2 separate regions of the Homo sapiens genome follow, and region 2 is linked to region 1. Evidence: chromatin contacts called from ENCODE POLR2A ChIA-PET data. All regions are on one chromosome and are shown on one strand. The core of a region is the stretch at or near the end of the contact, and the rest is flanking DNA. Distances in the headings are between cores, read along the strand shown.

The links. ChIA-PET counts read pairs that join two places held with the same protein, here RNA polymerase II (POLR2A).
Region 2: POLR2A ChIA-PET joins it to region 1 with 18 read pairs in activated T-cell. The contact joins the enhancer-like site here to the promoter of PARP16 in region 1. POLR2A ChIA-PET finds 5 or more read pairs at or near these places in 14 of 52 experiments (A549, B cell, Caco-2 and 10 more).

What each region holds. Positions count from the first base shown.
Region 1 is chr15:65,284,211-65,289,222 of GRCh38, forward strand. It overlaps PARP16 (poly(ADP-ribose) polymerase family member 16), which reads right to left and starts at 2,673. Exons shown (of 6, transcript NM_001316943.2): 1 at 2,043-2,673. The coding sequence starts at 2,216. SNORA24B (small nucleolar RNA, H/ACA box 24B) reads right to left here and starts at 1,381; the gene lies at 1,251-1,381. RefSeq lists a silencer at 2,358-2,917 and an enhancer at 3,068-3,117.
Region 2 is chr15:65,160,332-65,165,343 of GRCh38, forward strand. It overlaps CLPX (caseinolytic mitochondrial matrix peptidase chaperone subunit X), which reads right to left. Exons shown (of 14, transcript NM_006660.5): 5 at 3,698-3,857; 6 at 2,273-2,314. Among named protein-coding and RNA genes, the nearest start is that of CLPX, 23 kb to the right of the region's middle. Within about 2 kb of position 2,825, at least 2 of the 41 ENCODE cell types and tissues checked have a DNase peak (open chromatin) inside an H3K27ac peak, as active enhancers do.

The sequences.
Region 1 (5,012 bases), core at 1,423-3,922:
TGGGATGAACCCAACCTGGTCATAAGGAATTACCCTTTTTTATACATTGCTAGCTTTAAGATCCTAATACCTTGAAGATAATTTTTGCATTCATACTCATGACATTGGCCTATAATTTTCTTTCCTCTTTTTTTTTTTTTTTTTTTTTTTTTGAGACAGTCTTGCTCTGTTGCCCAGGCTGGAGTGCAGTGGGGCGATCTCGGCTCACTGCTACCTCTGCCTCCCAGGTCCCAGTTCAAGCAATTCTCCTGCCTCAGCCTCCTGAGTAGCTGGGATTACCAGCATGCACCACCATAATGGTGAGACAGGGTTTTACCATATTGTCCAGGCTGGTCTTGAACTCCTGACCTCGTGATCCACCCGCCTCAGCCTCCCAAAGTGCTGGGATTACAGGTGTGAGCCACCGCACTCGGCCTATAATTTTCTTTTTTTGTATCACCCTTATCAGATTTAGGGTCAAGGTTATGCTAGCCTCTTTTTTAATACTCTGTGTAAAACTGGGAATTACTTATTCCCTCAGTGATTGCTACAACTCACCAATGACACCAGCTACGTCCAGAGTTTTCTTTGAGGGAAAATCCTTGACTACTAATCCAACGTCTTTTTTTTTTTTTTTTTTTTTTTTGAGAGAGAGACTTGCTGTGTTGCCCAGGCTGGAGGGCAGTGGTGTGATTACAGCTCATTGCAGCCTCGACCTCTTGGACTCAAGCCATCCTCCCGCCTCAGCCTCCCAAGTAGCTGGGACTACAGGCGTGCATCACCACACTCAGCTAATTTAAAGAAATCTTTTTTGCCTAGGCTGGTCTCAAACGATCCTCTTGCCTTGCCTTCCCAAAGTCCTTGGGATTACAGGCATGAGCCACTCAGCCTTTTTCTTCTTTTTCTACAATAGTCTAGAAAAGTTCGCCCAATAACCTGGCACCCTCCAGGTTTTTTTTTTTTTTTTAATGGAGTTTCATTCTTGTTGCCCAGGCTGGACTGCAATGGCGCAATCTCGGCTCACCACAACGTCCGCCTCCCGGGTTCAAGCGATTCTCCTGTCTCAGCTTCCAGAGTAGCTGGGATTACAGGCATGCGCCACCACGCCCGGCTAACTTTTTGTATTTTTAATAGAGACGGGATTTCTCCATGTTGGTCAGGTTGGTCTTGAACTCCCAACCTCAGGTAATCTGCCCGCCTTGGCCTCCCAAAGTGCTGGGATTACAAGCATGAGCCACCGAGCCTGGCCCCTCCAAGTTTTTAACAGTGAAGAATGTTACTTGTGCAAGTCAGAATCTGATACCAATTAAATGGTGACAGCTTTGCTGGTAAACAAGAATATGCTCTTCCATGGCAAGGAAGGGAGACTGCCACACTTGACAGGTCCCAAAGATACATGGAGTTCAGTGTCTTTAATGAATATCAGCTATTGGCGATTTCAATTTTCTGCTTTTTATTGAATCGATTTTGGTAAGTTATATTTTTCTAGGCAATTCCAAACATTTGGATTATAAGGATAACTGATATCTTGAATGCTGACCCAGAGGTGAACTCTGCAAAAAAAGTGCCTGGTGAATCAGAGAAATAACAGCTTACATATGTACTGGATGTTACAGTTTATAAAAGTACTGCCCATAGATCACCTCATCTGAAGACCAATGTCTGGGCGGCTTTGGTGACTTTTTGGTGTCTAATTATTTGCAAAAGGATGGATAACTTTCTAGCTAAGCAAAACAGCTGATTCACATCAACCCTATTCCTGGCCAGGCTAGAAAATCTGTGGAGGACTATGCAACTATTCCTCACTTCAGTCCTCGGAGTCATTTGTCATTGACAGGAGAGAAGCAGCCACCAAGTGCCTTGGGAGTGAGCGTTGACATGAGGGTGTTAGCAGTGTTCTTAGCTCATGGAAACCTTCCCCAAGGCAAGGCAAGACCAAGCTGGGAATGGAAAGTCTGGCGGCTGTCATGTTTACTAATGCGGATGGAACTGCCTCTACCTGTGGTTCCACAGGGCACTTGGTCCAGGACGCAGTGGGCAGCGCCAGGACAAAGCACACTCACCAGGGCTTCAAAGTCCTTACAGTCGCCGCGGGCGTAGGACGCGGGGAAGGGCCGCAGCACCGAGTCGCGCTTGTAGCTCTGCAGGGCCGAGGCGAAGAGGCTGCACCGGAGGTCGGCGGCCAGCATGTCGCGGCCCGCCGCCTCCCTGGCGGCCGCCCAGCCTGAGGGCTGCATCCCAGGTCACTGCGCGTTGCCGGGGTAGACGCGCTGGTTAGGGGCAAGGGCGAGCGTGCGTTCAGCGCGGGGGCTGGGCCCGCGGACAATGGGCCGTCAGGGGCCGGGTTCCCAAGCCTGGGGTGGAGCTAGGCAGGGGGCTGAGATGACAGGGGTGAGAACGTGCCGACAAGTGTCCTCTGCCGGGGTCTGGGCCGCGGCTCGCCGCCGAAGAGAGAGACCGAGGCCTGGACCGCGGGTCGGCGGGGAGGTTGGGCCCAGGGATAAAGGAACTGGGGCTGGTGGGGGGGAGGGGTTCCCGGCCTAGGGGAAGGGCTATGACAATGGAATGACAACCGCGGGAACGTGCTGACACGTGTCCTCCGCGGAGGCCTGGGGCGGGAAGCAGCCCCCGGGGGACGGCGGGCAGAGCCCACTCTCCGCGACGGGCGAGGCTGCTGCGCCGCGCGCGCCTTCCTGCCCCGCCTCCCGCCGCGCCGCCGAAGTCCCGCCTCTCGCCAAGCTGCCCGCGGCGCCACCTGTCTTCCGCCTGCAGCTCACGTCCGCTTGCCTTGCCCGGCCTACCTCCCCTCCCGCCGCCGCGCTCCGCCCGGCCCAGCCGAGGGCCCGCCCCTTCGCGCCCCAGCCAGCTCCACCGTACGGGTTGTGCCCGCCCCTCCCAGACCCCGATCACCCGCAGCTACGAGAGTTGCCGCCGCCAGTGTGTGCCGGGCGACGTCGCCCACGCCCCTGCCAGCCATCCTCACAGCAGCAGCAGCCCTGGTAGAAATTGATGTGGGCACCCTCTCGACCCGCCCCTGTACTTGTCTTTGTCCCAGCTCTGCGGACTGAGCCTACCTCTCTTCCTTGGGGTATTAATGCTACCTATTGTCTCTCTTGAATCTTTTCCCTCCAAAACTGCACAGAAGGAGCCATTTAACACCCAGGGAAACTGAGGCTTAGAGTGCTGCAATGCTTGCCCAAGATCCCACAGCCAGATGGGTAAATCTAGGATTCACACCGAGATCTTTGGAAAACCAAAAGACTTTTCCTCTGCTTTTCAGCCTCCAGAATTCTCTGAATTGCTTAAGTCTCTGGCCTCAAATGCCCCAAGATCCTCCTTGGGAGACCTCTCTGACAGGGAGCTTGGGGGAGAGCAGAGGGGCATTGACTTAACTCTGCTGGAGGGTAAGGACTAGACTCCCATCCCCTCTCCCTACTCAGAACCTTCATTAGAGAAAACCCCAAAGTGTGACCTCATGGTCACATGCAAATCTAAACACAGACCATTGTGCTTAAACCAACACACCGCACACACTCCTACCCTGCAGGATCTTCTGAGGAAGAAACTTCTCCTTCTGCATCCAGGCTGTGCTGGGCCCTGGACTCAGAGGAGAGGTGGTCCCATGCCATTGGATTGCATCTATGACTTCGGGAGGTAGGGCGAAGACTGGTCCCCCAGACACCACAGAGCTTCCCATCTTCTTTTGCCAGGTAAAGGTTGGGGGCTGCTCCCAGGAGCCCACATCAAATCTGTTTGCTCTGAGGCCTAGAACCACAAGGCCCCTAGTGCTTCAAAAGCCATGGGGGTTCTCATAGGACCCAGGAACTCTAAGGTGGCTTCTGAAGCTCAGACCCCAGGAAGGGAGAGCTTGGAGTGGGTCAGGAGACCAGGGAACCATCTCTCATTCCACCTCTTCTTCATTGCAGGCCCTTAGACAAAAGCCACCCTCTGATACCTCCTTGGCCTCAAGAATTGTTTGTTGGGTGGATATATAAAATTTGCTTATCTGAAGATATTTGTCACATATGATATGAGAATCATAGTGATAATATTCACATCACAGGGTGGTGTGGAAGGGCCTCTGATGGCCAGCATTCTCATGACTTAGCTCATGCAGAATATTAGAATTCTTTTTAATTCTTGTCAATTCCATAGACACAAAGTTGAATTTCATTATAGTTTTAATTTGCATTTACTTGATAGTGAAACTGAATGTTCTTATGTTTACTTTATTCTTCTAGATTTTATCAGAATTTGCTAAGGTGGTCTCAGAACCACATTTCTTGTGGAGGGGTTTCAGCCCTGCTTATATAAATTTGATATAATCCACAGACCATACAATTCACCCATTTAAAGTGTACAATTTAATAGTTTTTAGTACATTCACAGATATGTGAAACTGTCACAATCAATTTTAGAATATTTTTATCACCTCAGAAAGGAACTCTCTACACCTAGTCTATCAATGCTCTACCCACCCTACCATGTCGCCCACTCCTAAGCAATCACCAACATGTTTGTTTTTTGTTTAAGAGACTGGGCCTCACTGTTACCTCGGCTAGAGCACAGTGGCTATTCACAAGCATGATCATAGCACATTGCAGCCTAGAACTTCTGGCCTCAAATGATCCTCCCGGCTCAGCCTCCAGAGTACCTCAGACTACAGGCTCACACCACCACACCTGGCTTAGAGAACACATTTTGTTTACTCCTGTCCTTTTAAATTCATTGAGGTTTGTCTATTGCCTAGCATATGGCCTATCCTGGAGAATGTTTCATGTGAATGTATATATTCTGCTGCTGTTAGGTCAAGTGTTCTATGGATGTCTGTTAGGTCTAGTTGATTTATATTGTTTTCAAATCTTAGATTTCCTTGTTGATCTTCTGTTTATTCTATTCATTATTGAAAGTGGGGACCAGGCACGTGGCTCACACCTGTAATCCCAGCACTTTGGGAGGCCGAAGTGGGCAAATCACCTGAGGTCAGGAGTTCGAGACCAGCCTGGCCACTATGGTTAAACCCTGTCTCTAAT
Region 2 (5,012 bases), core at 1,575-4,074, 120 kb before region 1:
TTTGAGGGTTAATAATTAGTGAATAATTCACAATGTTGTGCCTCATTATAATCCACATCAGCCAAGAAAACTCAGTCTGCTGTATGAGGATAGTTAAATTGTCACTAGCAAAGTACTTTTTAAAATTTCAGCAAAATCTGGTTAGGGATTGTGATAACATAGGAAGGGGCTTGGGTTAAGTTTAGCTCTGCCCAAAGGGAAAAAATGATTTAGATGTAGCTTCAGATCAGCAAGGCCAGCAGGTGCTTGTCATTCACTCATTCTCTCTCTCTCTCTCTCTCTCTCTCTCTCTCACACACACACACACACACACACACACACACACACGATTTAGATGAATAAATGAACAAAATTGCAAGGGGCATATTAATTACAGTGGAACCACATAATCTATGTATTTAACTTATTTAATGATTTAAGTTTAAAAAAGAAATAATTTAAATGATACAGATGATATCCATCATCCCATTTTATGAGTATATGCCTTAGAACAAACTTGAGACAACTCTCCGATTCTTTCAGTTAGTCCCTGTTTGTGCATCTCTCACTGTGTAAGCACAGCTCTCTAAAATGAGGACCATGAGCAAGCAGGCTAGTGTAGTAGTTAGCTGCACAGAGCTCACCAGCTGTGTGGCCACGGACAAATTACTTAAAATTTCTGTGTTTCAGTTTTCTTACTTCTAAAATGGAGATAAAAATAATAGTTTCTGTCTCATGGGTTTAGGGGAGATTAAATGAATATATGCAAAACACTTAGAACAATACCTGGCAGATAGTTTTATAAGTGTTACAGAAGAATCTGGTATTATTATTACCATTTCCCTAGTGTTTAATTATTCACACAACACAGCCCTTAAACGCAAACAAAGTATTTCATCTGGTGCTCAACTTAAAAAACAACATTATATTCCAAAGATGGAGAAAAAAAGCCAATTGTGTCAGTCCTCCTAAAAGCTGTATGTTGGTCTCTAAAATTTGACTTCCAAAGGGACTTATAAGAATTAATCTTATTGTACATGATTTTGGTCTAAAACCCTAGACCAGTGTTAGGGTCTAACACCCCCAGCCAGTGTTAGTTAACAACCTAACTTTAGAACTTAAAATCCCATGTAAAACACAACAAAACTGCACATGACAATAAATTTAAGCTTTTGAAATATTTGTTTCTAAGTCAATCTTTTACATAAGTTCTTAAATACTGTTACTTGTTAACATTTAAATAACATTAAATCACTACATATATTACATGACATGTCTTTCAAAATATGCACTACAGACTTTCTTTACTAATTTAGTATAGGTTAACTAGCTGTCAACACAATTTATGAGTATGGTATTGACTGCATATCTGAATATATTTTTTTATTATGAAATAAATTACATATATACCTAAAGGTTATTATTTAGATTTTACATTCTTATATACAATCTAATTCTATTGCACTTACTGTATTTCTTAATTTTACCACGCATGGTATAATCAGTATTTCTATAAATTTAAAAATAACTGGGGATAATGTAATTTTATTACATGTGATAAATGTCATGCCCAAGTTGGTACACAAGTTATATTCTCATGGCTCATCCTATATATAGTACACTTCAAATAGTGGATATATAATACTACTTGGTTCAAAGGCAAATGTAAAAACATCAAACTTAGCTAATTTTCTTTATTTCAATTACTAAAACAAAAGGCCATGTGAATCTTTCTATGACACCCCTGGAACCTCCACCCTCAATGCAGCAACTAACTATATCCACCTCCAAAGGAATAGGTGGAACACAACAGAAAGGCCACTCTCCTTGGTCTATCAAGTCCTTCCACACCCTCCATCGGACCATCTGATGCTTGTAGGGGCAATCTGGGGCTGGAAACAGTGAATTAAGACTTACTCATAATTTGTAAGACTGTAAGTTTCATAAATACAAAAAAAACCAAAAAACAGTGTGCTTTCTGGCAAAGAGTAGCTAGAAAATAATCTGCCTCCCCCAAATTCCTGTGACCCACAAGAAGCAGGCCAACTCTAATTGTAGTTTGATAGAAAAAATAAAAAATAACCCAACATATGGAAACGACACAAATTAGCTATGAAAAACTATTCCAAAGTTATATATACCATGTAGGATAAACACATTTAGATAATACGTATCTTTCTTGGTAATACACAAGCAAATACATACATGTCTATCACTGTTACTGCTGAAACACTTCACTGAAATAAATGTCAAAAGGAAGAATGATTACAGAGGAGGACCTGAAGTCACTTACTTGTAAATCTGTACTCATCCTCCCGTCTTCTTATTTCTAACTCTAAGAAAGAGGATGAAAATATTACATATTTGTTTACCTTGGGGGAACAAACAATGAGTATCCCACCTCCTGTCCTCTTTCAAATATATTTAAAGGATTTGTTCATTAACATTTTTCAGCTTTTCATATATGCTATATCTTTTCTATATTAAAACAAAACCATGCATAAAGACCGCTGTCCAGTTGCTAATATTCACATTTGTCAAATATATAATTGATATCTATTGTAAGGGTATAATAACATAAGTCTTTAATAAGAGTTTAAGCCCCTCATGCTATAAATATTATAACCATTTGCTCCTCCAGCACTTAGAATAGCTTAAATATCTATTTATTACCGAGGAAAACAAAAAAGTTTTGCTCCATAACTATCAGTGCTATTTGGACCTTATAAAAATGAAGATTTCAGGCCAGGCGCAAGAGTTCACGCCTATTAATCCCAGCACTTTGGGAGGCTGAGGCAGATGGATTGCTTGGGAGACTGAGGTGGGAGGATCACTGGAGCCTGGGAAGTTGAGGCTGCAGTGAGTCGCAATCCAGCCTGGGTGACAGAGAGAGACCTTGTCTTGAAAAAAAGAAAAAGGTTCCAAGTCATCCGTTAGTTATGACTTATACTTTCTAAAAATAACTGATACCATCACATACCTATTTTGCAGTTATGTGATGTAAGTTCAGCAAGTGAACAAGTGTCTTCATTGAAATAAATTATACATTTAGTTGCTACTAAAGGCAATCAAAGATAATGTAGACTTATAAATTTAAGTACTTAGCAGAACTCCTTCACACTGTACAGTGATAACTAAAAGAATCTAAAATGATGGAATATAGGCCTAAATCAGAAATTGGGGCTGTCTGGCCAACAAAACAAAAAATTAAATATTCATATTTACTCTATGCATAATTGTTTTTAATAAATCATTCTATTAATATACATTATTGTCCATAGTAAATTGAGATTATACAGTATACTGTATAATGACTACAGCCATGTGCCACCCCACCTGGCTAATTTTTGTATTTTTAGTAGAGACGGAGTTTCCCATGCTGGCCAGGCAGGTCTCGAACTCCTGACCTCAAGTGATCCCCCCGCCTCGGCCTCCAAACGTGCTGGGATTACCGGCATAAGCCACCATGCCAGGCCTAAGAAATAATATTTACCTTAACTGTAAGTTAATGTATTCTGTTATTTTCTATTCATATCTATCAAATTTTTAAAAAATGCTGTTGGCAAATGATTTCATAACACACTAATGGGGAATAACCTGCACTTTGAAAAATGCCACACTATATAAAAAACATTTTAAGAAGAAAGTGAGGAGTTACAAATAAAGATTACTTTTAAGCATAGCAATCTCTATTTAGGTCAATTATCAAAAACGCTACCTCTTGGTGTTAATGATGTCTGCTTCTCAACCTCTGCTTGCTGTCTCAGATTAGCTGGGATATTATTATATATTCTCTTATAATGATTGTACACAGCAACTGAAAGCACCTTCTTAGCAAATGACTGGCCAACAACATACTTGTCGAGGTAGTTATAAATCTGAAAAATGATTAGGTATGAATAATTTAATATGAGCTATTATAAGAGCACACACATTAAAAAGTTATTTACTAAGCATATTTGCTTACAGTTTTAAATCTGAACAAAGACTCTCATTAAAAACAAAATGACAATACATTATATAGCAATGATTCAGAGGCCCTGAACACTAAATGAACAAAAACACAATTCATTTGTTCTCTAGCTTAACAAAGTATCACTGTACTCTACTAGTGTTGTGCTAATTTCTATTCTATAAACAATGCTATCAATCTTTATTTTTTGATAACAAATTAAATTTAAAGTAACTTAGAATACATACACATGCCACCATGGTCTAAAAGTATCAACATTAATGTAAATCATTAAAATAAATCCATACCTGTCAATCAAATGAATAACATTCTTCACAAAGATAACATTATAAAACTACTCTTTTCAGAAACAGGCATTACATAATCAAAAGCCATTATACTATCAGTATCTATGTGTTTTAGTAAATTTAATTTTTTCTCAGACATTAACTTTAAAGCTACTCATTTATCTGAGACTCTAAAAACTGTATTCTTATTTTTTTTTATTTTCTAAAAATATATTTTTTTCTTTTTTTGATACAGGGTCTCACTGTGTCGCCAAGGCTGGTCTTGAACTCCTGGGGCTCAAGCAATCTTCCTGCCTTGGCTTCCCAAAGTGCTGGGATTACAGGCATGAGCCACCAAGCTCAGCCCTAAAAACTTTATTCTTAATAGTAGCTAAAGCTCTATTCTACAGTTGGTTATTGCCAACAGCTTGGAACCTGGGGTAAATTTTTTAAGTTTTTAGTGAATAGAAATGAAATGGTTGGTGAATTAATATTAACCAACTCCTGCCGGGCTTGGTGGCTCACGGCTGTAATCCCTGCACTTTGGGAGGCTGAGGCGGATGGATCACTTGAGCCCAGGAGGTGCAGACCAGCCTGGACAACATGGCAAAACCCTGTCTCTACAGAAATTAGCTGGGCATAGTGGTAGACACCTGCAGTCCCAGCTACTGTGGAGGCTGAAGTGGGAGGATCACTTGAGCCCAGGGAGGTTAAGGCTGCAGTGAACCATGAGTGTGCCACTGCACTCCAGCCTGGGCAACAGAGTGAAACCCTGATTAAAAAATAAATAATTC